4 separate regions of the Homo sapiens genome follow, and all the other regions are linked to region 4. A link is a contact called in ENCODE Hi-C or POLR2A ChIA-PET data. All regions are on one chromosome and are shown on one strand. Each heading gives the region's core, a stretch centred on a gene start or an enhancer-like site at or near the end of the contact. The rest is flanking DNA. Distances are from core to core; before and after follow the strand shown.

The links. A loop is a pair of places that touch in the nucleus more often than their neighbours do. ChIA-PET counts read pairs that join two places held with the same protein, here RNA polymerase II (POLR2A). Pooled maps may share reads with other maps.
Region 1: a pooled map shows a loop between it and region 4 (5-fold over the local background). The contact joins two enhancer-like sites. A Hi-C loop is called at or near these places in 4 of 50 pooled maps. POLR2A ChIA-PET finds 5 or more read pairs at or near these places in 2 of 52 experiments (GM12878 and activated T-cell).
Region 2: POLR2A ChIA-PET joins it to region 4 with 12 read pairs in H1. The contact joins two enhancer-like sites. A Hi-C loop is called at or near these places in 1 of 168 maps with a recorded cell type or tissue (ascending aorta) and 3 of 50 pooled maps. POLR2A ChIA-PET finds 5 or more read pairs at or near these places in 1 of 52 experiments (H1).
Region 3: a pooled map shows a loop between it and region 4 (4-fold over the local background). The contact joins the promoter of PRKCQ-AS1 here to the enhancer-like site in region 4. A Hi-C loop is called at or near these places in 7 of 50 pooled maps. POLR2A ChIA-PET finds 5 or more read pairs at or near these places in 2 of 52 experiments (activated T-cell and activated naive CD4-positive, alpha-beta T cell).

The regions. Positions count from the first base shown.
Region 1 is chr10:6,540,856-6,547,995 of GRCh38, forward strand. All of the region lies in intron 1 of PRKCQ (protein kinase C theta), which reads right to left. Among named protein-coding and RNA genes, the nearest start is that of PRKCQ, 36 kb to the right of the region's middle. Within about 2 kb of position 2,721, at least 5 of the 41 ENCODE cell types and tissues checked have a DNase peak (open chromatin) inside an H3K27ac peak, as active enhancers do.
Region 2 is chr10:5,931,159-5,938,092 of GRCh38, forward strand. It overlaps FBH1 (F-box DNA helicase 1), which reads left to right. Exons shown (of 21, transcript NM_178150.3): 20 at 5,298-5,429; 21 at 5,952-6,435. The coding sequence ends at 6,122. It overlaps LOC105376384 (a long non-coding RNA gene), which reads right to left. Exons shown (of 2, transcript NR_188180.1): 2 at 5,893-6,351. Among named protein-coding and RNA genes, the nearest start is that of IL15RA, 43 kb to the right of the region's middle. Within about 2 kb of position 1,378, at least 2 of the 41 ENCODE cell types and tissues checked have a DNase peak (open chromatin) inside an H3K27ac peak, as active enhancers do.
Region 3 is chr10:6,577,025-6,583,202 of GRCh38, forward strand. PRKCQ-AS1 (PRKCQ antisense RNA 1) reads left to right here and starts at 3,401. Exons shown (of 2, transcript NR_036503.1): 1 at 3,401-3,903. PRKCQ (protein kinase C theta) reads right to left here and starts at 3,252. Exons shown (of 18, transcript NM_006257.5): 1 at 3,187-3,252. RefSeq lists silencers at 3,254-3,503, 3,514-3,663.
Region 4 is chr10:6,267,611-6,273,763 of GRCh38, forward strand. It overlaps a transcript of PFKFB3 not described here. Among named protein-coding and RNA genes, the nearest start is that of LINC02649, 56 kb to the right of the region's middle. RefSeq lists silencers at 2,722-2,922, 4,362-4,562 and an enhancer at 3,052-3,101. Within about 2 kb of position 2,846, at least 8 of the 41 ENCODE cell types and tissues checked have a DNase peak (open chromatin) inside an H3K27ac peak, as active enhancers do.

The DNA.
Region 1 (7,140 bases), core at 1,471-3,970, 270 kb after region 4:
GAAGGTCCCACATCTTCACAGCCTCACCAACACCACCTTCCCTTTTTTTGGTAATAGCCATCCTAATGGGTGTGAAGCAGAGCTTATTGATTTGTGTTGTATTTCCCTACTAAGGAAGGGTGTTGAGCATCTTTTCATGAGTGTCAATATCATTACAATGCATATCCAGAATAATCAGTATTTCCAGATACTATTTGATAAGCAGAAGGTAAAAGTTCTAGATGCACTGAAGGTCCATAAATGCAGACCATGAATGAACTGACTTTTGCAGACGTTACATTCTACTGCCAACTCAGATAGAAATGTCAACTAACTAAAACCCCGGAGTCCTGTTCATCATAATGTTCTCATGATTTCCCCACCTGGCCCTGGACCAGTTAAGCTGTTGACTCTGCGTAAAGGCTTTTGCCAAAGTCAGATCTGAATTTGGCGTTGGCCTAGTTTTTCAGTCTACATGATCATTTTGATTCTGCATTCTACTGACCCTTTGAGTTTTGTGTGGTCTGCTATAAATCTGGCCTAACTTCTAAATCTTAAGGACATTTATTTCTAGAAATGCTGATGACTAGGGCAGAATCCAGTACCGAATTCTATGACCTGCCCCTAAAGACCCCCTTTTCCTGGATCTGAAGGAATTGTTGCCCCCTAGGTGCCCACTAGGTACTTTTCACGTTTCTAATAGGAGTGTTATGAGCCATTTTGTTAGATATCTCATTGAAATCATGTTCTCTCACTGGTCTAATAATTCATTAGTCTGGGGACTCTACAAAAATGGAAACTAGGTGAATCTGGCATGAATTTAGTAAGTCCATGTTGAGACCTACTGATTACTTTTTATCTTTTTTTTAACAACTAAACAGGAATCCTCCTGCTATAATTCAAGCCCATTTCTCTTTGAGTGAACATTTAAAATTGCTAGATAGCATTCTCTTTGCATTGATTCTTACTGATGCTGCATATTAAAGCCACCTCCAAGCCTCCTCGTTTCCATATGAAGTAATATCTACTCTTTACTCTTTCTCTAATAAATATTCATATGCACATTTCAAATGATTTTTTTTCTTCTCTGTGGATAGCATCTGATTTTTATGTGACATGATTAAAACGCTGAGCCCAAAGCAATTCTGCGCTATTTAAGTTTAAGGTCAAGGAAAGCAACCACACCTTCTCAACACGTTCCTCAACTCTGTCAGAGGCAGAAGCCTGGGATGCACACATGGACCCCGGCTCTAACTGTGGCCAGTCCTTGTGTTTTCACTAAGAGCAACGAAGCCAATACAAAGCTCAATGAAGGACAGAGTAAACATGGGGAAACTGCTTACCCTCTGTGGGTTTCAGCTTCTTTGCCTATAAAATGAGGGCCTAGAGATTACTCTCTCTAGTCTATTTTCAGCCCAACAACCTGGAGTGGTGCTGACTTGCCAGGCTCAGTGGCTGTCTCACCACTATCCTCAGGTGAATGCATTTGCAGATAGAAGCCTGCTCTCTTGGAGAAATATCCTTGCATTCTGATGTCATGGGAAGAACACATAAGTCCTCTCTTCAGTAATAACCTGCATACAGTAAATACTCATTGAGCATGGATTTTAGACAAGAGCTGGTGGGAGAACATGAACTTCATCCTTGAAATACTCGTATTTTGGCAGAAGCAATAAAACATGAATGCAACAGCATTGATAGAAACTGTAGAGACTTTAACACCCTATAACACAGCATCTGCAGCTTCAGAGTGAACAGTTCTCCCTCGGGGACAACAGCAGAATTGTGTGTAGTTCAACAGCTGGATCACTAGGTACCCGTCACCATCCATGTCTCCGTGTTAGATTCTAGCACCCAGGGGTATGTCCTGGGCCATCAGAAGATCAGCTTAATATTAAATTTGACGTTACGAGGTCTCTTGCCTGCTTTGTGCTTCTAACTCATTACCTAAAAAGAACGAAGGTGATAAAAGCTACCTACATCCTAGCTTTCTTAGGTGTTGTTAGGAATATGCCTGGGAAATAGAGTTGCAAAGTCAAGGTCACATTCTTTTCATTGTTTCTGTTATTATATTCAATTAAAAAGTAATATAAAAGGGTTTCTTTTTCTGCTTGCATTCAGAAGGGCTCAAAGCAAGAGGGAATCCCCACTGCCATCACGTCCTTTCCCTGCGTTGAGTCCTTCCTCAGGGCTCTAAGAAAGTCACAGGCTGGGAAGTCACTATTTTGGTGGAGCCCTGAGGGTGGGCCCTGCCCTCCCTGGAGAGCTCAGCCCTTTCAAGCCTGGCAGGGAGGCAAGGGCTCCTCACCACTGTCCTTTGAAGTCGTGTTCGTTAGCCCAGCAGTTCCTGTATTTCTGTGCGCTCAGTAATTGGTGAGCACACATCCTGCCATGTTTACTTTTAAAAAGAAAGGAAGAAAAAGTCACACAGGTGGAGTTCGCGGAGCTGAAAACAAAATACTCAGCCCTGGCGGAGCAGCACAGGCTTCCCTTAGCTTTCAGCTGAGCGCAGTCTGGTCTCTTTCAGTCTCCAGACAGAGGAAAACAAAAACAAAAACAAAAGCAAAAACACAACACCATGGGGAAAGGTGGCGTTGGGGAAAAAAGGAGGGAGGAAGAAGTCAGAAATGTGTCTGTCATGACTAAATTAACCACATTCATTTTCAGAAGAAGAGTTCAGGCATCATTCTAAAGCCAGCAGCAGCTTCTGTCACCCTTATCAATTAGAGAGACGCTAACCACTACTTTGTGGTTACCTAAGGAAAGCAAACACACACCTCCAGATGCTGAAACACTGTCCTCGATGATCAAACACACAACCCAACTCACACAGCAGGTTGCTGACAAGGCCCACGGTTCTGTTTTCCAGAGAAACACGCTGAGCAGGGCTGAACTGCAAGTGCTGGAAGGAACCCCAGCCTGGGGACAAGGACTGGAGGAAACTGGGGGGTCGGCTGTACTCCTTCCACAAATGTCCTGCCACTCCCATGCACCGCGCATCCTTCCTGGCTGGGATGACAGGGCCTTGTTTGGCTGATGCTCTGAGCAGACAGTTGTCAGGACCGAAAGAGCAGAAGGTGCCAGCCCTTCCTGTTGTGAAAAGGAAAGACATGACCTCCAACCCCACGACACTGAGAGAGCTGTCTCTTTCTCAGATGGTTTGCATATTTCTTCCAAGCAGGCTACCATGGCCATTTTCCCCTCAGCGAGGTCAAGTTCATTACATCATGTATCTTACTATGGTACCTTTACCATCTTTTGAAGAGCTCTCAGGAAAGATGTTTGGGAAAAACGATGTTGGAAGAATCAAAGGGTTATGTAGAATATTCATGGGAATTTTACCAATGGGGAAAATCAACCTGAAGGAAGTTAAACTGTTTGTGAGTCACAGTTTTGAGCTTAATTCCCACTACCTGACATCCATCCTGGAAAGGATGGTTTGTGGATGGCTTTATGTTTCCACCAAAATCAACATCGCTCAAGGTTTTTCATCGGGGAGATTTGTCTGTTTAATGACCTGGTCACACTGTCAACTGAAGAACCAATTTGCCCATTCTAATAATGCGATGACCACAGAATATATTGTTAACGGCAAGGAGAGACACTGTAATTAACTCCACAGTGATTAACTCTAATTGACTTAGGCCAAGGACATTGATAAATGGAGATAACTGGAAACTGGGTCTTCACTTATTGGTTCTATTCATTCACCTGCCCTTAGAATCTGAATTTGTGTGATGACTGTTTAACCTCCTCTCTCGCCTAAGCAGTTGGAGATCCTACCCCACACTCTTTTTTTTTTTTTTTGAGGAGTCTCTTTCTATCGCATAGGCTGGAGTGCAGTGGCATGATCCAGGCTCACTGCAACCTCCACCTCCTGGGTTTAAGAGATTCTCCTGCCTCAGCCTCCCAAGTAACTGGGACAACAGGCACGTACCACCGCACCTGGCTAAATTTTTATATTTTTAGTAGAGACAGTGTTTCACCATATTGGCCAGGCTGCTCTCGAACTCCTGACCTCATGATCCGCCTGCCTCGGCCTCCCAAAGTGCTGGGATTACAGGCGTGAGCCACTGCGCCCAGACCCACATTGTCTTAAGTCAACTCTTTCTTTTCCTGAGTGACAAAGTCTGCTATTATTTCCTTTCTGTTTTTTTTTTTTTTAATCTATAGGGGAAAAATAGCGGGAAAATGTGAATGTAACATTTTTATTTTTACGATACTGGGACTCTGGGAGTTAATCTCTAACTTGCTAAATAAGAAGATTATCCAATTCAGTTAAAAATAATATTAATTACTGAGCACTCACAAATGTGTGACTTCAGGAACCACGGACATGAGAAAGGCATTTTTCTTGCACCTGGTCTTCATGTAACTTATCATTTAGAAAGGGAAGAGAAGGAGGCTAAATTAATTTTTATCATGGCTCAAAGCACTGCACTGGGCGCTGTCTGTTGCTTTACCTGATTTTATTAAATCCTCACAACAACCTTTGAAAAATGGCCTACTGATCCGATTTTACAGAAGAGGCAATGGAGGCTTTCAAAGGTTAAACTGGAATATTCTTGAGGCTGAAAAAGGAAGGACGTGGTGACACCTGCTACAACATGGAGGAAACTTGGGGACATTATGCTCGGTGAAAGAAGCCAGACACCAAGGGACAAATGTTAAACAGTTCCACTGAAATGAGTCCCTAGAGGAGTCACATTCACAGACACTGAGGGTAGAATTGTGGCTCCCGGGAACTTGGAAGGGGGGAAATGGGGAATTCATGCTTGATGGGGACAGAGTCTCAGTTTGGGATGATGAAAAGGTTCTGGAGATGCGTGGTGGCGATGGTTGCATAATACTGTGAATGTTCTCATGTCCCTGAACCGTACACTTCAAATTGGTTCAGGCCAGGCACGGTGGCTCATGCCTGCAATCCCAGCACTTTGGGAGGCTGAGGCAGGCAGATCACAAGGTGAGGAGTTCGAGACCAGCCTGGCAAACATGGTGAAACTACTAAAAATACAAAAATTAGCCAGGTGTGGTGGTGTGTGCCTGTAATCCCAGCTATTCGGGAGGCTGAGGCGGGGAGAATCGCTTGAACCCAGGAGGTGGAGGTTGCAGTGAGCTGAGATTGTGCCACTGCACTCCAGCCTGGGGGACATAGCAAAACTCCATCTCAGGAAAACGAGAAAAAAAAAAGGTTCACATGGTAAATTTTGTGTTACGCGTATTCTAGCACAACAACAAAAGAAAGAGTTCAAGTGAATTGTCCGAGGACCTACAGCTAGTAAGTGGGATGGTGGGGAACTGAGCTCAGAGATATCTAACTGCAAATGTTAGGTGTTACTCATGATGGTGTACAGGCCCTGATGTTTATTATTTTTGTTACCTGCCTCCTGTTTTTGTGTATCAATTAATAGTAAGCGTCTTAAAACAAAAAGGGCAGTAAAATGGGGTGCCAGTGGGATTAGGGTAGGGGAGTCAGGACTGCCTCACTCCACACACCATCCAGGTTTACAGTAGAAGTGCCCCTTGGGGTAGAGCAAGATGAGGTTGCAGAGGAAAGGAAATTTCAGCGTGGTGCAAGGAATATACACAAAGCTTAGCCATGTGGAAGCTACATTAGTTCAAAGAAGGTGTTATACTTAGGTATTTTACTCTCTTTGAAGCAATTGTGAATGGGAGTTCACTCATGATTTGGCTCTCTGTCTGGTATTGGTGTATAAGAATGCTTGTGATTTTTGTACATTGATTTCGTATCCTGAGACTTTGCTGAAGTTGCTTACCAGCTTAAGGAGATTTTGGGCTGAGACGATGGAGTTTTCTAGATATACAGTCATGTCGTCTGCAAACAGGGACAATTTGACTTCCTCTTTTCCTAATTGAATACCCTTTATTTCCTTCTCCTGCCTAATTGCCCTGGCCAGAACTTCCAACACTATGTTGAATAGGAGTGGTGAGAGAGGGCATCCCTGTCTTGTGCCAGTTTTCAAAGGGAATGCTTCCAGTTTTTGCCCATTCTGTATGATATTGGCTGTGGGTCTGTCATAGATAGCTCTTATTATTTTGAGATACGTCCCATCAATACCTAATTTATTGAGAGTTTTTAGCATGAAGCGTTGTTGAATTTTGTCAAAGGCCTTTTCTGAATCTATTGAGATAATCATGTGGTTTTTGTCTTTGGTTCTGTTTATACGCTGGATTACATTTATTGATTTGCGTATATTGAACCAGCCTTGCATCCCAGGGATGAAGCCCACTTGATCATGGTGGATAAGCTTTTTGATGTGCTGCTGGATTCGGTTTGCCAGTATTTTATTGAGGATTTTTGTGGGAATCCAACTTACAAGGGACGTGAAGGACCTCTTCAAGGAGGACTACAAACCACTGCTCAATGAAATAAAAGAGGATACAAACAAATGGACGAACATTCCATGCTCATGGGTAGGAAGAATCAATATCGTGAAAATGGCCATACTGCCCAAGGTAATTTATAGATTCAATGCCATCCCCATCAAGCTACCAATGACTTTCTTCACAGAATTGGAAAAAACTACTTTAAAGTTCATATGGAACCAAAAAAGAGCCCGCATCGCCAAGTCAATCCTAAGCCAAAAGAACAAAGCTGGAGGCATCACACTACCTGACTTCAAACTATACTACAGGCTACAGTAACCAAAACAGCATGGTACTGGTACCAAAACAGAGATATAGATCAATGGAACAGAACAGAGCCCTCAGAAATAAGGCCACATATCTACAACTATCTGATCTTTGACAAACCTGAGAAAAACAAGCAATGAGGAAAGGATTCCCTATTTAATAAATGGTGCTGGGAAAACTGGCTAGCCATATGTAGAAAGCTGAAACTGGATCCCTTCCTTACACCTTATACAAAAATTAATTCAAGATGGATTAAAGACTTCAACGTTAGACCTAAAACCATAAAAACCCTAGAAGAAAACCTAGGCATTACCATTCAGGACATAGGCATGGGCAAGGACTTCATGTCTAAAACACCAAAAGCAATGGCAACAAAAGCCAAAATTGACAAATGGGATCTAATTCAACTAAAGAGCTTCTGCACAGCAAAAGAAACTACCATCAGAGTGAACAGGCAACCTACAAAATGGGAGAAAATTTTCGCAACCTACTCATCTGACAAAGGGC
Region 2 (6,934 bases), core at 128-2,627, 340 kb before region 4:
CTGCCAGCCATCACGGAGCTGTCCTGGTGGCCCCTGGCCATCCTAGCACCCTCCCTCCTTTCTGAGGGTAACTGCCATCTCAGCAGATACGCATTACCTTGCTTTGTTGCACAACGGCACCTTTTTCTTTTTTCTTTTTAACCAGGTATGCAGCACCATCAGTAAGTGCTGAAAAATGATACTGTTTACACATGTTCTCTTCATTCTCCTGGGTTTCAAAAGCTGCACCGTATCTGCATTGTCAGAGGCTTTGGCCCTTCACACGTTCAGCCATCATAAATTGTGTTCCATAATCTAATTCACATTTAACACGAAAGGAATTTTACTTCTTTTCTCACACTTGAATCTTTTCTCATACACTGAAATCTTGGTTCCTAATAGTATTTATTACTTATTGATACTATTCTATGTATTTAAAAATAATATTCAAAATAATGCCAGTATTAATGGAATACTGACTGGACTTGAAGATTTCCTAACAGCTCCATTTCTCCATGAATGATGTATTTATTAGTCAAAATATCATGTTCTGAAGTCACTTAAAGTAAGTCCTTTTTGCTTTTGTGGTTTTATTACCAACTTAATTTGCAGTTAGACATGTAGTTTATTCATAATACCTACAGGGGTTGCTTTGCTTCTTTTTGATTTAATGATCTTTCTTGATGTGTAAGGCCTGTTAATGTTTTCAAAGTCAAAACCTTGCGCCTGGGCACAGTGGCTCACCCCTGTAATCCCAGCACTTTGCGGGGCTGAGGCAGACAGGTCACTTTAAGTCAGGAGTTAGAGATCAGCCTGGCCAACATGGCAAAACCCTGTCTCTACCAAAAAATACAGAAAAATTAGCTAGTCATGGTGGTGCATACCTGTAGCCCCAGCTACTTAGGAGGCTGAGGTGGGAGAATCGCGTGAACCCAGGAGGCGGAGATTGCAGTGAGCTGAGATTGTGCCACTGCACTCCAGCCTGGGTGACAGAGTGAGACCCTGTCTCAAAAGAAAAGATCAAAACTTTGTGATAAGAGAAGTCTCATTACCTCCCTGTTCACTTCAGACTGTTCTCTGCCTCCACCATTGGTAGTTATTTTAAACAATTAGCGATTAATCCTTCAGTATTTCTTTATGCAAGTATTAGCAAATTCGTAGGTATTTTCATATTCTCCTTTTCCACAGAAGGTAGCATTTCAGATACACTGTTGTGTACTTTGCTTTGTCACTTAGAAGCCATGGGAATCACTCTTTTATTTATTTTTTACTCTTTTATTTTTTGCCCTTTTATTCTTTTATTTGTTGTCCTACCCAAATTAGGAAATCCCTCTTTATCAGCTCACAGAGCTCTCTCGCCTCTTGGTCAGCTGCATAGTGTTCTGTGTTGACGCACTGTGATTTATGCCGTTCTCGCTCATGGACGTGGTCACTTCCAGCCTTTTGCTTTCATTAATAATGCTGCATTGCACAATCTTGTGCACAGGTCATTTCTGTTTTTGCCAGTGCATCTTCAGCATGCATTTCTAGAAGTGGAATTGCTGGGTAAAGATAAATGCAAGTGTGACTTTTCTGTTGTTTTGTTTTGTTTTGTTTTTGAGACAAGGCCTGGCTCTGTCACCCAGGCTGGAATATGGCGGCACAATCTTGGCCCACTGCAACCTCCGCCTCCCAGGCTCAAGCCATCCTCCCACCTCAGCCTCCCGAGCAGCTGGGACTACAGGTGTGTGCCACCACACCTGGCTAATTCTGTATTTTTTGTAGAGACGGGGTTTTGTCTGTTTCCCAGGCTGGTCTCAAACTCATGAGCTCAAGTGATCTGCCCTGCCTTAGCCTCCCAAAGTGCTAGGATTACAGGCATGAGCCACTGCACCTGGCCAAGTGTGACTTTTCTAGATGTTGCCAATTTTTTCATGGAGATTGTTATCACTTTAGAGTCCCACCAGTTGTATGCATAAGAGTGAAATAGGCCCGGCGCAGTAGCTCACACCTGTAATCCCAGTACTTTGGGAGGCCTAGGAGGGCGGATCACTTGATGTCAGGAGTTCAAGACCAGCCTGGCTAACATGGTGAAACCCTGTCTCTACTAAAAATACAAAAATTAGCTGGGTGTAGTGGCGTATGCCTGTAATCCCAGCTACTCAGGAGGCTGAGGCAGGAGAATCACTTGAATCCGGGAGGCAGAGGTTGCAGTAGGCTGAAATCGTGCCACTGCACTCCAGTGTGGGCAACAAAGTGAGACTCTGTCTCAAAACAAACAAACAAAAAAGTGAAGTAGACTTTTTAAAGCTGATTGGAAGGTTGTCAGTTGGTTGCTGCATGCATTTTGTTTTCCCCATAGAAGAAAAGAATACAGAATCTAGAGAAATACTTCCCCATTACTGAGACTGGGGTGGGCTGTCTGCCCTCAGGGGTCCTGCGAGGAAGTCCCAGAAAAACTGCCTATTTGTGGGAACAGATTTTTTAAGGCTGTAAGACCTTGTTAGAAGTGGAGGCACTCTGCTGTTTTTTTTTTTTTTTTAAAAAACAGAGTCTCACTCTGTCGCCCAGGCTGGAGGGCAGTGGTGTGATCTTGGCTCACCGCAACCTCGGCCTCCTGGGTTCAAGCTGTTCTCCTGTGTCAGCCTCTCAAGTAGCTGGTAGTACAGGTGTACACCACCATACCTGGCTAATTTTTTTTGGTATTTTTTTTTTGTTAAAGACGAGGTTTCACCATGTTGGCCAGGCTGGTCTCAAACTCCTGACTTGAAGTGATCCACTCGCCTCGGCCTCCCAAAGTGTTGGGATTATAGGCGTGAGCCACCATGTCCAGCCTTTTTTGTTGTTGTTGATCACAGCCTGTGAATAAATTTGGGGATATCCTGTTTCAGAAGTGTCGAGTCCAGTCTCTGCCCAGGAGGGAAGGCCATGGGGATAATGAAGATCCCGAGTTGGGCAGTAATTCAGAGGCTAGGAAAGCGTGTTAAAAATAGTGGAGCCACGGACGGGGGTGTTTTGGAGATAAAAAGCGAGCCATTGCTTCCTGCGCTGCCTAGAACGATAAGCCCCTTTATCTCCCAAGAGTAGGGCAACCTTCTTTTTCTTTGACCCCTCCCCCTTAGAAAATATAGCTAATAGAATCACCAGAAGCCATTTTGTTCATTTGTTTCTTTAAGTTTTGGGAAAGTGAAGGAAATTATTACATTGTTGAGGTGTTAAGTGACATGAAGTTATGTTTCAAAGACAGGTTTTTTTTTTTGTTTTTTTTTTTTTTTGAGATGGAGTCTCTCTCTGTAGCCCAGGCTGGAGTGCAGTGGTGCCATCTTGCTCGGCTCACCGCAACCTCCACCTCCCGGGCTCAAGCGATTCTCAGGCCTCAGCCTCAGAGTAGCTGGGATTACAGGCGTGTGCTACCATGCCTGGCTAATTTTTGTATTTTTAGTAGAGATGGGGTTTCACCCATATTGACTGGGCTGGTCTCAAACTCCTGACCTCAAGTGATCCGTTTGCCTTGGCCTCCCAAATTGCTGAGATTACAGGCTTGAGCCACTATGTCTGGCCAAAGACAGCTTCTTGGTCTCACAGAATCTTAGATTCTTTTTGTTTATTTGTTTAGATACAGGGTCTTGCTTTGTTGCCCAGGCTGGAGTGCAGTGGCACGATCTCAACTCACTGCAACCTCAGCCTCCCGAGTAGCTGAGACTACAGGTGTGCACCACTATGCCTAGCTAATTTTTGTATTTTTGGTAGAGACAGGGTTTCGCCATGTTGCCCAGGCTGGTCTCGAACTCCTGGGCTCAAGTGATCCTCCCACTTCAGTCTCCCAAAGTGCTGGGACTACAGGTGTGACCCCCACCCCTTAAATTTATATAAATAAAAACAGTTAATCTGGTGGGTTATGAGAGGCTTAAAAAGAGTTAAATGGCATAAAATCTAAAGAAATCAGAGAACACTGCATGTTAGGTTAAGTCATGTTTTGTGAAACTTTTCTTCCATGTGTGTTTCTTACATATGTGCGTATGTATAGCATTATAATGGTAACTGCGTCAAAAACGGCTTGAGAGCCTAGCCCTGGAGAAACTTCTGGAGTGGACAGGGAGTCAGGTACAGGATGTTCATTGCTGCATTGTTGGAAATAGTTTGGAAACAACCGAGTAACCACAGCAAGGGAATGGGTAAATGAAATACAAGAGAGCGCTGTGACTGAGTCCTCTACAGCATTTTAGAAAACCTAGGTGAGGAGGAAGCCAGAAGCGTAACATTCATGTAAATTAGACATCTATAAAAGGAGACCTGTGTCCTTGGACACGTGTAAACGAGAAGCTATTTCACCGTGGGTTGGAGGGACCTCGCCAGGTTCATGGTCTTGGCTGTCTCTCGGGAAGGAAATTGAGATGACAGTCCAAGGGACTTCAGCAAAATCTGTGACTTCAGACAGGATTTCACCTCGTCAGCTGTTAGTACTTGTTGGCCATAACTGGAGTGTTTGCCTGGTGGTTTTCTGTTCTTTTTCATAGCTGGTAGGCAGGCCGTCTAAGAGAAAAGACCAAATAAATCAAAACGTAGGTTACAGATTGTAGAATAAGTAGATCAATAGCTGGTCATAATCCAGAAAATACGAAACCGTCCTTTCCTGGGCAGCAGATGTGTGCGGTCCTGCTAGCATATCAGTCTGTGATGTGGAGCCCCACAGGGCAGCAGCGAAGCTGACAGTGCCCTGTCCTTGTGGTGTTTCCAGCCTGGGAGGTCACTAGTGCTTCCTCTGGGTGCTCCCTGCGTGCCAGGCGTGAGTGCTTTGCATGCATTGAAGGGTTTCTTCTCCTCAGCAGCCACCTGAAGCAGGCACCGTGCCATCTGCATTTATGGATAAAGACACAGGCTTAGCGAGGCTGTCATTTGCTCACTAGCACAGCCAGCAGCACGGGACGGTGGAAATACGCAGGGATGTTTGGGGCAAGTTTTCTTCATGTCCTCTGTGTTGCCTGCCTGGCTTATAATGTGAATACACAATAGTTTTCTGAAGATTGAGCTGGGGATACCTTAGCATAAAATAAAATCCAGAAATATTCTGGAAATGTCATTACAGGCAATAGTTTTGCATGTTTATCTGTTAAATATATATATATTTAAAAAGCAATTGGACTGTCAGTTGGACTGTCGATAGCTTTGGAGGCAGGGAAAAGTTAGAGGAAGTAAGGGAGAACGGGTTAGGCGGGGTTTTTCTCTCTGGGACTTACAGTGCATCTAAAGGGTTCTCACAGAGCCGCCGCTATCAGTGTTTCCAGTAGACCCTAACGGAGGTGTCGCCATGACTCTCTTTCTCGCTCTTTCTTTCTCAGGAGTACTTCTTGCAAGCAGAGCTGACAAGCAACGTCTTAAAAACAGGCGTGGTGCGCTGCTGCGTGGGACAGTGCAACAATGCCATCCCTGTTGACACCGTCCTTACCATGAAGAAGCTGCCCATCACCTATGTACGTCTGCTGTCTGTGGAACTTAATTCAGCCATTTGCATTTTTTGCTTGTGAGCTCTGTGCTTATCTGGGTTGTAGGTGAGGAGATAAGAGAGAGCTGTGTGATCCTTTATTAGGGGCTTTTCATATGAGAGGCACAAGAGGTGTGTGGTCTGTCCCAGGGTCAGAGGTCAGGGCACGTGATGCTGCCTGGCTGTGCTGAAGCCGCAGGTCTGGGAGGCTGGGTTGTGATACACGCTTAGAGAGAGAGCTGTTCCCTGGGGTCCCAGCGCAGCTTTTCTTGGTTCTTTATCTTGACTGGATAAATGACTGTTTCTGAGCTCAGGGAATTTGGGGGTGTTGAGGCCACCTAGTTGGTGGTGCTGTGGGAGGTGTTACTCTGAGGATGTGCACCCCTCTGAAAACATCAGAATCCAAATGCGTTGTCCCTGGGCAGCTGTGATGATAACTCCATGCTTTTTGCTGGAAAATCCATGTTCTTTGGTTGTTCCCCTTAGCTCTCTCTCTTGTCCATCACCACAGAGCAACAGGAAGGAAAACAAGGGGGGCTACCTCTGCCACTCCTGTGCGGAGCAGCGCATCGGGCCCCTGGCGTTCCTGACAGCCTCCCCGGAGCAGGTGCGCGCCATGGAGCGCACTGTGGAGAACATCGTACTGCCCCGGCATGAGGCCCTGCTCTTCCTCGTCTTCTGAGGACAAGGCGCACGTTCTCCGCAGTGCAGAGCAGCTTGCCGAGGACCCCGCGTGAAGAAAGCCAGCGAGGGGGGCTTCTGCTCCCTGAGACTCTGGGTTCACCCACAGCACTTTCTGAGGAAGAGGACACCAGCCCAAGCTGGACCTGCCATTTCTCCACTCCCTACAGACAGCCAGTCTCCACTTGCCTCCCCTCTGGATGTATCTGGTCAGGGAAGTGGGGGATGTTCTTTTGATAAAAAAAAAAAAAAAAATTTATGTATTTAAACTTTTATTACAAGATTTCAATTAAACAGGCACCATAGCACTGGCATACCGCTGTGTGATGTCTGCGTCAGCACTGTCGTTCTGAACCTTCTCTTTTTCCAGCTTACTCTTTCCTACAGCACTGTCACTGTTCACAAGACACAGGAAGCAGAGTATGAGACGTGATGTCTTGGGTGGGAACTGAGGCATCAAAAATGAGACTTTGGCCGGGAGCAGTGGCTCACACCTGTAACCCCAGCACTGAATCCAGCCAAGGCAGGAGGACTGCTGGAGCCCAAGGTTGAGGCTGTGAGCCGTGGTCACCTCACAGCTCACTGTACTCCAGCCTGGGTGACAGCGGGACACTGTCTCAAATAACAATAATGTTTTAAGGAGGTCAGATAAATTACAAGGCTAACAGGATCATAATCTCAGCAAGAAATGACCCCAGATGGGCTGGACCACAGCGCCTGTGGGGCCTGGTGAGGAGGGAACGGATGCGAAGATCAGTGGTTCTCAAAGTGTGGTTCCAGCAAGCAGCGGCAACATCACCTGGGAACTTGTTA
Region 3 (6,178 bases), core at 2,151-4,650, 310 kb after region 4:
ATTTCATTGGTTTTGTTGATGCTGATTATTATTATTATAATTAATACTATTAGCTTAATTCAAAAGCTAACATCAACCTACAGCAACCTGCAGAAAGATGTCCTGCCAAATACTTGCTAATTTAATCCAGGAGCAAAAATCTATGATTCTGGGCTTGAGTGAGCTTTCCTAATTTTAAAACTCTGATGCTCATTTTGTCCCCAAGAATGTGTTTAGATGACAGAGCAATCAGAATTTGACATGTATAAATGCTTGGCATGTTAAAATAATGAAAGATATTTTCACCATTGTAAGGAAACAGCTTTTAATCCATCTCTCTGGTTCAACATCACATTTTTCTATAGTTTCTCATGACTTCTTCCTTAACAATTGGAATAGGTATGAAAAAGCTGAGCTGAACACATAGCTGCTTAGAAATGAGCTGCTTAAAGTGTTAAAACAACAGAAACAGCAAGCATGAGTTTAATGCTATGTATGCCGTCACAATACTAATTTCTCTATTTTAAATTACAGATTACACACACACATACACACACACACGGAATCACGTCTATATTGCTGGGATTTTCATTATATAACAATATATCATTTTAAATGATTTGAGGCAAATTATTGAAAAAAATTAAAGACTGAACTCCATAAAAAGGAAATCACCTGAAATCAAATATAACCTTGTTAACAAACCAGCACATTAGCAACATTTTTAGGGGCAACAACATAATCAGCAACTCTAAGACATCAATCAAATGCATTAAAAACAGGAAGTACTAACTCTAATTCCTAATTTCCAGAAAGGCAAATATACCATAATTAAATAACACGTTATAAGGAGATTTGTCTGTGTAGGTCTACTTCTGAATCCCCGAAGTTACATACTTGTACCACAAGCCCATACTCTTGAAAGAAAATTCTGGACCCAGTCCACATGGAATTTTGGTTAAAACATCTAATTCATTGCAGAGAAGAATTTAGTCTTTTCCACGGAAGAGACAGCATGTGTTAGAATGAGAATACTTTATAGAAATGACCAGTGACAAGCCGGCTATGTAAGGGGGCTTCTGATGCCTGGCGTTAACAAGAGACAGAGAGTATTATTGTTGAAAGGGATCTTTGAGATTACAGAAGGAGCTGAGGTGTGAATAATCGAACACCATCCCCTTGTTGCCTGAAGGAGAAGTGAGACAGCAAAACAAATCAAATTTCCAGGAGCTGCACCGTGTATGGTGAGCGAAGACGCAATGAGGACATGTCTGTAGGAGAACAGAGGTAGAAGTTAGCTCCTCAAGTAACAGTTGCCATCCCGAGGCACCACAGCACAAGACAGTAGCGGAAATGAACATGACAACGCGGATGGTGGGTGACAAGAGTCTTGCCTGGATATTGACATTTTTAAAGTGTAGAAGAAAATCGCAGGTCACTGAAACAAAGGCTGATGGTGCCCAGCAGGTTACTCTTGAAATCAGAAACAGAAGTTCATGAGAGGCAAGAAGACAGAAACAACAACTGAAAAACTTAGAGTGGATCGCTAACTTGCAGGAGCTGTGCAGCTTTGGCTTTGCAGGTTTTAGAAGCTCTCCCTACGCCACGTCTTTAAATATATGTATGTTCAATCAGCAGGAGGAAGGGACTAACAAGAGCCTTCTGCGGTAAGCACCTGCATCAAACAATGGCACTGATCTCAGAGGGATTTTAAACAGCTGTGCATAAACTTCAAAAGTAATTTGCAACCATATTAGTAAATGTCACTCTTCTTCCCGCTAGACACAGCACTTTTAAAAGAGATTAAGCATCCGCAGTAAGCCTGCCATTTTACAAGGGTTACCAAAGATAAGTTAGGGAAAATATGAAGATGATGATTCACAAGGTCGGGGTGTGGGGTGGGGTGGGGGACCCAGGACCTTAGGAATAGGGCTTGTCTATCACACAGCCTCGGGCAAGAAGGGCCCAGTGGGGACCATGGCTTCTAGGGAGCAAACCAAGGGAAAAGAGCAACGGAGTGGACCCTCCAGGCTTCTTGCCTCTCTCACGGAGCCTCACGAATCCCAGTGGTTTAGAATTTTCTTTGGCAAAAGAAAAGGTCAAAGAGGCCGGAGTTGACAGAAAGCATGGGCGGACTTCTCAGATCTTGTAGGTGGTTCTTAAAAGAATTCAGCAGGCTTGAGGTGTGCTCTCAAAGGGCAACTGGAACGTCAAGGACTTGGACACCAGGCACAGATGGTTCATTTCCCATGGACAGGAAGAGGGCACGGAGTGCTCCCTCTTCCCTCCACCTTCTCCAGCCTAGTCCCCCTCAGCCTGTGCCACTCCTGAATCATCTTTTATAGCACCACGTCCAGCCCGCACAGGGGCAGGACAGCCCAGGGAACAAGGCAGTCCTGTGGCGCTCTCCTTGCAGAAATGACCGGAGTCTCCCAATCCAGCCAGCCCGTGGACCTCTCTTCATGCCCACGGGGGAGTGCACACGCCTGTAGCATTCAACAGTCACTCTCCCATTGATAACGGTGGCTCTCGAAAATCCAATACCACAAAGATACTTTATTGCACAAACTTTGCTTGGTTAACCTGGCCCTCAAAGCTGGGGAATAACCTCACTTGAGGCTACAGGAATGAGCACGCAGATTTTTCTTTTTTTTTTTTTTTTGGTATCTTTCAAAGACCTGCCTCCCCCTCCCCCAGGCCCTTGACCAGAAACTTGGCTTGTTTAGAAGCCTGAGCAATGGCACCCCCGTCCGTGCTCCAATACATTCCCAGAAAAGGGGTTATGCTCCCCTGTGGACAGGATACCATCTCCAGAAAACATGTTTCCTCACGCATTTTTTTTTTTTTTTTTTACCAAGAATACAAAAACTTTCCACCTTCTTCCCTCCCCGCAGGCCCCCTTTCGTTCAGGTGAGAAGGAAAAGGGAGAAGAAAGGAGGAAGCGCCCCCAGGCCGGCGGCCCCCACCCGGCTAAGGTCGCCAGCATCCCGCATCCCGTGCGACCTGCGTCCCAGAAACCCAGCGGGGAAATTCTTCCCGGTGCGCTCTTGCGCCCGCTTGGTTCCATTTCCTACTCCGCCTGCTCACCCGGCAGCCCTCACCCCTTCCCGGAGGCTCTCCGAGGGGCCCGGGTAGCCCTTCTCGCCACGGGTCTCGGCCCCTCCAGCCCGCTCCCTCCCGGCGGCGGCGCGGGGCGCGGGGCCCTACCTGGAGCGAGCACGGCGCCGCTGCTGCCCGGTGGCGCTGGGACTGCGCGGGGACTGCGCGGGGACTGCGCGGGGACTGGCGGGGCTGGCGGGGCTGGCGGGGCTGGCGGGGCTGGCGGGCCCGGCGCACTGCGGGTGCGCCTAGAAGGCGGTGCCCGCCAGGGGGCGCTCGCCAGCCTCCCCGCCAGCCCGGCCTCCCGGGACCCGGCACCTCTAGCCAGGGACGCGCGCTCGGTCCCCCGCCGTGCGCCCCCGGTCCCGCGCCCAGGCTCCCGCCCCTGGCCTCCTTACCAGCCACTTGTCGCCCAGCTGCGAACTGGAGCGGGAGGCGGCGGCCGGAGGGCCCAGGACAGCCCCGGGAGGGCGGCGAGGCGGAGCAGGAGCGCCCCGGCTCCGGCCACATTCTCAGAGTCAGGAAAAGGGGCGAGAGGCCACATGTCTCCCTCTCGCCCAACTGAAAACGAAACGGCGCTCCAGCAGATTGGGTGGAAAGAGCTGGGTCTCTTTTCTCTGTTTTTCACGCTAGAAAGGGCTTGTAAACATTGTTCCTTTTAAAATGACCTACCCCAGGCATTTGTTTGGGCACACTTCTGTCCTGGGGTCATCGTTCCTAGGTGGCTTCGGACCTGGGACTTTTCCTGTATCTGCACATTGTCGTTTTATACACAATTGCCAAGGTGGGACTGCTTTCAACTTTACTGTGCTTGAAGCTGCAAAGGTAATGTTGCCGCCGTGCGTGTCATTTTAGGACTTTTTATGCCTTGCGGGTAATACTAATGATGGTCACAGGGAGGATAAACGGGGTGGTTTCTTTTTCTATACTCCATGTAACTAATTTCTCATTCAGGTTAGAAAATTATATGTCTGGTTACTAATATTCTTACTGAATGGTTTCCTTGCAATGATGACACCAAATAATTAAAACGTACTTGATTAAGACTTTTGTTGCTGTAGTGTACTAAGATCAGATTAATCTGAGAAGTAAAATAGTAATTTTTTGTCCTTTTTTCTTTTCTTGTTTTGAGAGAGACATTAAAAACGATTAAAACAAAACAAAACAGGCCAGGTGCGGTGGCTCATGCCTGTAATGCCAGCACTTTGGGAGGCTGAGGCGGGTGGATCGCTTGAGGCTGGGAGTTTGAGACCAGCCTGGCCAACATGGCAAAATCGTGTCTCTCCTAAAAATACAAAAATTAGCTGGGTGTTGTGGCACGTGCCAGTAATCCCAGCTACTCAGAAGGCTGAGGCAGGAGAATCGTTTGAACCTGGGAGGAGGAGGTTGCAGTGAGCTGAGATCTCACCACTGCACTGCAGTCTGGGTGACAGCAAAACTCTGCCTCAAAAAAAAAAAAGGTTTAACAAAAGCCAAAAGTTGAATTAGCAGCCTTCTGATCATGGGAATGTAGGATGTCAACTAAAAAGAACCTCAGAGGTTGGGAAGGCAGATGAAAAACTGAGGCCCCGAAGTGTTTCAAGACTTGATTAAATCACTCAGGTCTGCACTAGGAAGCGAGTTATGATGATGCCCCTAATCTATATGAACCCAAATAAAGCCAAAACACACACACCTTTTAAGGATAAAACTATATTCCATTAAAATTAGCCCCGCATTTGTCAATATCTAACAGCATTGGACTGACCCTCAGGCCAGAGGCTGTAGCTCTTGGAAGATCCTAGCCAGGAGGTTTGAGAGTGGCCAGTACCTCGGAAGTGCTGGCTCACTCTGACATCATCAGAACCTGGCATACAGTAGGCGCTCATTGGGTATTTGCTATGGAAATTAGGCAGGAAAGTGCGTCTGTGTCTGGAAACAAAGAGGCAAAGCTTAAGCAGTGATCCCCATGCAGATTCTTTCTGCAAACTACAAAACAGAAGCTTCCCTAGTTCAGACTGCCATCCATCTGGCTCTTTCTCCAATTGTTTTTCAGCGGATCCTGTTACAGTGCAAAGAAGAAATGGCAAACGGATAACAGCTACTGTGCCTAGAAGATGGTAGATTCCTCACGCTCCATATCTGGGTTTCTCATTGACAATTAGGCACTGAAAGGAAGCTCATATGTCCTGTTAATTTAATCAGTAGTTAGTGGCTTTAGAAAAAGTTTCATATATACACCAGGTATGATAAGGACTTTTTTTTTTCTTTTTGAGACAGAGTCTTGCTGTGTTGCCCAGGATGGAGTGCAGCGGCGTGATCATAGCTCACTGCAGTTTTGATCCCCCAGGACTCAAGTTATCCTCTCACCTCAGCCTCCCAAATAGCTGGGACTACAGGCACACATCACCATGACCAAGCTAATATTTAAAAAGATTTTTTTGTAGAGACGGGGTCTCACTATGTTGCCCAGGCTGGTTTAAAACTCCTGGGCTCAAGTGATGCTCCTACCTCAGCTTCCCAAAATGCTGGGATTATCGGGGTGAGCCACCATGCCCAGCCTGTGATGACTTTAGACGCACTACTCATATAATATTCATAATCTGATGTGATATGTATCATCATCATTATCATCTCTCTTTAACAGAAGAGACTAACAAGGCTTAGAAAGGTTATGTACCTCGCTCAAGATCCCACAATTACTAAAGTACCAGAACCAAGATTCAAACCCAGGTCAGGCTGGAGCCACCATCTCAAGAGCTGCTGAATAATTAATTCTCCTTTTTTTTTTTTTTTTTTGAGATGGAGTCTTGTTCTGTCACCCAGGCTGGAGTGCAGTGGCACAATCTTGGCTCACTGCAACCTCTGCCTTCTGGATTCAAGTGATTCTTCCTGCCTCAGCCTCCTGAGTAGCTGGGATTACAGGCATGTGCCTGCCACCATGCTCAGTTAATTTTTGTATTGTTAGTAGAGACGGGTTTCACCATGTTGGCCAGGGTGGTCTCGAACTCCTGACATCAGGTGATCCGCCCACCTCAGCCTCCGAAAGTGCTGGGATTACAGGCATAAGCCACTGCGCCCAGCCAATTCTCCATTCTTACATCGTACACTCAGTTTTCTC
Region 4 (6,153 bases), core at 1,596-4,095:
ATTCCCAGCCATCAAGGCAGCAAGCTTCACTTCTCAAACATCAGTTCAAAGATCAAATTACTGGCCGGGTGCAGTGGCTCATGCCTGTAATCTCAGCATTTTGGGAGGCCGAGGCGGGCGGATCACCTGAAGTCAGGAGTTCGAGACCAGCCTGGCCAACATGGTGAAACCCCGTCTCTACTAAAAATACAAAAATTAGCCAGGCATGGTGGCGGGCGCCTGTAGTCCCAGCTACTCGGGAGGCTGAAGCAGGAGAATCGCTTGAACCCGGGAGGCAGAGGTTGCAGTGAGCCGAGATGGTGCCACTGCACTCCAGCCTGGGTGACAGAGCGAGACCCTATCTCAAAAAAAAAAAAAAAAAAAAAAATCAAATTACTAAGAATTTCAAGCTGGCAATGACAGTGTTAAACCATGTGTAGTGTCCTGAGCATGGGGCCCTGTGCGACGGAGCAGTTCTCATGTCCGCTGCTTTTCAAGGATTTTCCTGTCTCCCCTCCCCCACGCCACTTCCATGGTCTGGAAGCCACAGGCAGAGCCCCTAAGGTGGTTATGTTGAGATTAGGTGTGGAATTCTTGGCATCATTTGAAGTTACTCTGTATCCCAGTAATGCTGAAAGCATGTGTGTCTTATTTGTACTTCTTGATAAACTTCTTTTTGGAGATTGCGTAGAGGGTTTTTAATTCAAGTGGCTGCTATTATGCCTCATGCTAGGAACCTTTTTGGGGGTGCTTTTCTATACTATTATAAAAATTATATAAGGCTAGGCACGGTGGCTCATGCCTGTAATCCCAGCACTTGAGGTCAGGAGTTTGAGACCAGCTTGGCCAACATGGAGAAACCCCATCTCTACTAAAAATACAAAAATTAGCCAGGGATGTTTGCGTGCACCTGTAATCCCAGCTACTCAGGAGGCTGAGGCAGGAGAATCACTCGAACGCAGGAGGTGGAGGTTGCAGTGAGCCAAGATTGTGCCACTGCACTCCAGCCTGGGTGACAGAATGATACTCCGTCTCCAAATAAATAAATAAATAGAAATTATATAAATATATTTAATAAAAAAGACTAGTTAACTTTTTTTTTTGTACTGGATCATACATTCACAAATTTCAAACATAAAGAGGTTAAAGAGGCTGGGTGATGTGGCTCATGCCTATAATCCCAGCACTTTGAGAGGCTGAGACAGGCCAATTGCTTGAGCCCAGGAGTTCGAGACCAGCCTAGGCAACTTGGCAAAACCCTGTTTTTACTAAAAATACAAAAAACTAGCTGGGCATGGTGGTGCATGACTGTAGTCCCAGCTATTTGGGAGGCTGAGGTGGGAGGATCACCTGAGCCCAGGAAGTTGAGGCTGCAGTAAGCTGAGATCGTACCACTGCACTCCAGCCTGGGAGACAAGAGTGAGATCCTGTCTCAAAAAAAAAAAAAAAAAAAAAAGTTAAAGATTTTTAAAAATTCATTTTTTAATTATTTACTGCTAGTATGTAGAAATGACAATTGCTTTTTAAAACAGTAGTTGTCAACATGGGCTCCCCTCCCTGGGTCTTCATCTTCCCTGAATGGCGATTCTTCAGTATATTTTTACTTCCCTATATGCCCAAGCAGATTATTTTTACGTTTTTTTTTTTTCAGCTGTTAGATAAAGATACTGAGATACCAAGAACATAAATAACTTTTCCTAAACAAATTTAAGACTGAATTATAGACTCAGTGATCTAGGATGATTTATGTACTTATTTATTTTCAGAGATGGTTGCCCAGGCTGGTCTTGAACTCCTGGGCCCAATAAATCCTCTTGTCTCAGCTTCCTGAGCAGCTGGGACTACAGGTATGCACCACTGCACCTGGATAGGATGATTTGGTCTTGTCTTAAGGAGCAACACATACATATATTTTTTTCCCTTTTCCAGATTCCGGGGTCTGTTATCTGTGTGATGAGGCCATGGGGAAAATGCAGTGAATATAGGCTTTGCCATAGGTAAGACGTTGCAGTTAGGAAAGTGGAAGTGACTTAGGGTGGAGAAATGGGAAGAGAAATTGGTTTAGTGTGTGGAGAGAGGAGGCAGTAAGACTTAACTCTTCCCAGGGGTAGACATTAAATGGCTCATATTTCTGGTCACTGACTGAGTTATTTTGTACCTGGACAACTTCAGAAGTCAGCATGTCAGAATGCATAAATGAAGAGGGCCATATGATGTGACTCTATCTGACACAGTTTTATCTATTTATTTTGAAAATGGTGCCAGGTGTGGTGGCTCACGCTTGTAATCGCAGCACTTTGGGAGGCTGAGGCAGGTGGCTCACCTGAGATCAGGAGTTTGAGACCAGCCTGGCCAACATGGTGAGACCCCCCTCTCTACTAAAAATACAAAAATTAGCTGGGTGTGGTGGTGTGCACGTGTAGTCCCAGCCACTTGGGAGGCTGAGGCAGGAGAATTGCTTGAACCCGGGAGGCGGAGGTTGCAGTGAGCCGAGATCGCGCCATTGTACTCCAGCCTGGGCAACAAGAGCAAAAACTCCGTCTCAAAAACAAACAAACAAAACAAAACAACAACAACGACAACAACAAAAGAATATGGGTGTTTAAGACTCAGGAACATGGGACAAGAATTCTGTGCTCTACTTTCTGGTGAGCTACGACCCGGAACCAGTTGCTTTCCCTCTCCACAAATCTCTCACGGAGATAATGATGCCTTCTTTTTCCCATTTCATATGAGAAGTATAAGTTACCTAATATTACTCATTCTTCTACCAAGAAACTAGAGGAATATTTTTGAGGTAACTGATTGTGTCATGCAAGGTTTAAAAGCCCTTCAATGGTTTCCTGTTGCTCTTGCGTTTAATGACACACGTCCTAACCACAGCTCACCGTGTCCTGGGGCATCTGGTTCTTGCCTGTCTCTCTAGCCTCAGCTCAGCCTACACTCCTCGGCCACAGAGGCTTTCTTGAACTCTTGTTTTTGCACACTCCCTCCCATGTAACACCTTTGTGCTTGCTGTTTCCTCTGGATAGTAAGGGTCCGGTTCCCTCTTTACCAGGTGGTTTCTAATGCATCAGATGGTGTCATGGCATCAAGGAGTCTTCCCACCCTCCGGGCTAGATTAGGCCCTATGACATGCGCTCATCGGACCACATGCCTCCTTTGTAGGACACCCAGAGTTGCAGTTTCACCTTTATTGGTGTCATTATTTGCTTCATGCCCGTTCTCTCACTAGACTTAAGCACCTTGAGAGTAGGAACTGGGCCAGTTTTGACTCAGCACTCTCTTCCCAAGATCTAGCCCCCTGCCTGGGATAGTAAGCACCCACTAAATATTTGCCAAATAAATGAAGGAAAGACATTTTTATTCATTTCATCCTAACTGTAGATTTTCCCAGTTCTTAAACTTGTTTTCTGAAACGTGGGTTTGGATAAGAAGCATTCAGGAACAGATTATTGAAATTGGGAAAGAAAGTGAAAGATGCTCTTCCAATGGCCTTGCTACAAGTAATTAGTATTCAACCACTTCCCCCGTCTGGAACCTAGTTTCAAGTGCCAAGAGAAAATGTGTCTAGCATTTAAATGGATTCTTCCAGAACACCAGTGGCCATGCAATTGCTGAAGTAGCCAAGCTCCTGTGCATTGTAAATGTCAGCCTTGTTCCAACACCTCTGCTAAGGTAAGGACGAGAACCGAAGAGCGTTACCTTTCAATTTATGATTTCCTGGTGCGTGTGTGATGCCTGGGAGGCCCAGGCTACGTTCCTTTAGCCACTGAAGGACTCTGACAGCTGCCTCCTGGGGGTGTGGGAGCCAAGAGGCGGGAAGTCAAACTTCAGATGTGTCTATTGAATGGCAGGATGAAGAGCCTGGTAGCAGTGCTTGCGGAAGGGCTGGGAAGCCGAATTCTTTGAGAGTAATGAAGCCACTTCCGGGCAGGTAGCACAGGGAGCTGATGAAGCCCAGTGTTTGAATCAGACCTCTTTTAGCTCCAGTCCTGGTTCAGTACTCTCTAGGTGTGTGATCTTGGACAAGATGTTCAAGCCCCAAGCCTATGAGTCTCTAACTAAGGTTGTGTAGAATAAATGAGACAGTGTACCTCAGACCTTTGATAAAAAGTGAATGTTCAATAAAGGTAACAGGATACTGTGACCCCAAATAGCCACAGCGCCTTCTCCCGTGGGTGGAGGGTGGAGCCTATGGGTATCTGTGTGTGCTTTCTCCCCCACACTGTGGGCATGTATTTATATTTTTAAAGCTAAATTGAAATGAATCCTAGTTCAACCTTGAATGGGAAGAAGTATTGCAAAAGGGCAATAGGCTATCAGAGGGTGGGTGTGGAAGTGGGAGAGGCAGGTACCTATTTACTTAGGGAATATTTACCAATCTCTACCATGTGTGGGAATCTGTGCTTAGCACTGAGGATAGACCAGAGGGTGGGATAGACAGTTGCCCCTGCCCCGATGGTGGCTGCCATCCAGCAGGGAGGGCAGATGTGAAGCATTACATACGTGCTTACTTGCCATTGTGCATGTATGTTGTATGTTATGAACAAGTGCAAAGCACCCCGAGTTCACAGACAGGGGCTGTAACTGTCTAGTTTGGTGAATGGCTGATGAAGGCAGTGCTGGGAGATGATAAATGTCCCTTCTGTCCCTTAGGACTTGCAGGTAATGGTCTCCTGTGTCCCTCCCTTGACTCCAGGCTGTCTAGTGAAGGTGATCGTTCCAATTGCCCTATTAGGACATCGGGGTTTCTTAACTAAACCCTGAATGATGCCTTGGATTTATGCATTCTGGCCAACGTGTTGAAATACGTCAGTCTGGCTGGGCACGGTGGCTCATGCCTGTAATCCTAGCACTTTGGGAGGCCGAGGCGGGCGGATCACCTGAGGTCAGGAGTTTGAGACCAGCCTGGCCAACATGGTGAACCCCGTCTCTACTAAAAATACAAAAATTTTAGCTGGGCATGGTGGTGGGTGCCTGTAATCCCAGCTACTTGGGAGGCTGAGGCAGGAGAATTGTTTGAACCCGGGAGGCAGAGGTTCCAGTGAGCCCAGATCGTGCCATTGAACTCCAGCCTGGGTGACAGAGGGAGACTCTGTCTCAAAAAAAAGAAAAAAGAAATAGGTCGACCTGGGCCCCAGCCGCGCTGTGCTTTCATGAGTTTCCGTCAGCCCTGTTCCATATCCTGGATCTGTGCATGCCAAGGGCTATGTGGGAAGATTTCATTTCAGGTCTCTTGAGAACAGGGTCAGATGGAGGAGGCAGGCTTTATTTCAGATTTGGACAATAGGCCTGAGGGCTTGATTTATAGAGAAAGTCTCAGAGGAAAATAAAGGAAAAGAAAATACTTCCCATTCTCCTAAAGTGTTCACATGTCTCCTGTGCAGTGAGTGGGGCTGAGATTGCAGGCTTTTTTTTTTTTTTTTTTTTTTGAAGTGGAGCCTCACTCTGTTGCCCAGGCTGGAGTGCAGTGGCATGATTTCAGCTCACGACAACCTCTGCCTCCCGGGTTCAAGCAATTCTCCTGTCTCAGCCTCCCAAGTAGCTGGGATTACAGGTGTCTGCCACCACGTGCGGCTAATTTTTTTGTATTTTCAGTAGAGACGGGGTTTGCTGGGCCCACCTCACAGATGTGATCCATATTCTCATGATGGCCGTGAAATTAGAGATGTGACTAGAAGCAGCTGCCCACCAAAAGTAAAACAAACAAAAATGAGGCCTGGAGTTTTCCCCGTTCCTCTTCTGGGGCCCGAGGAGCTTGCCACCCGTGGGTGAAAAGCGTTGCCTTCCCGAGAACGCCTGCTCTTTAAGGGATCCCCGCCGCCATGCAACCTACAATCGCACGGCCCTTTACAGTGTATAAAGCCCTTCAAACCTTGAGGGGGCTGTCGGGAAACCTGTGTTCTGTTGACAGTTCTGTCAGTCACTCTGGGCTTGAGGGTTCTCTAAGGAAAGCATGGAGATTGGACTGGAGTATGTTAAGGACTGAATTGCATCCCTGCCAAAAACAGCACGTTGGAGTCCTACTCGCCAGCACCTCAGGGTGTGACCTTATTTGGAGAAAAGTCTTTCCAGAGGCCATCAAGTTAAAATGAGGTCATTAGGATGGGCCTTAATCCAGTATGGCTGATGTCCTTATAAAAAAGGGAAATTTGGAGACAGGCACATGCA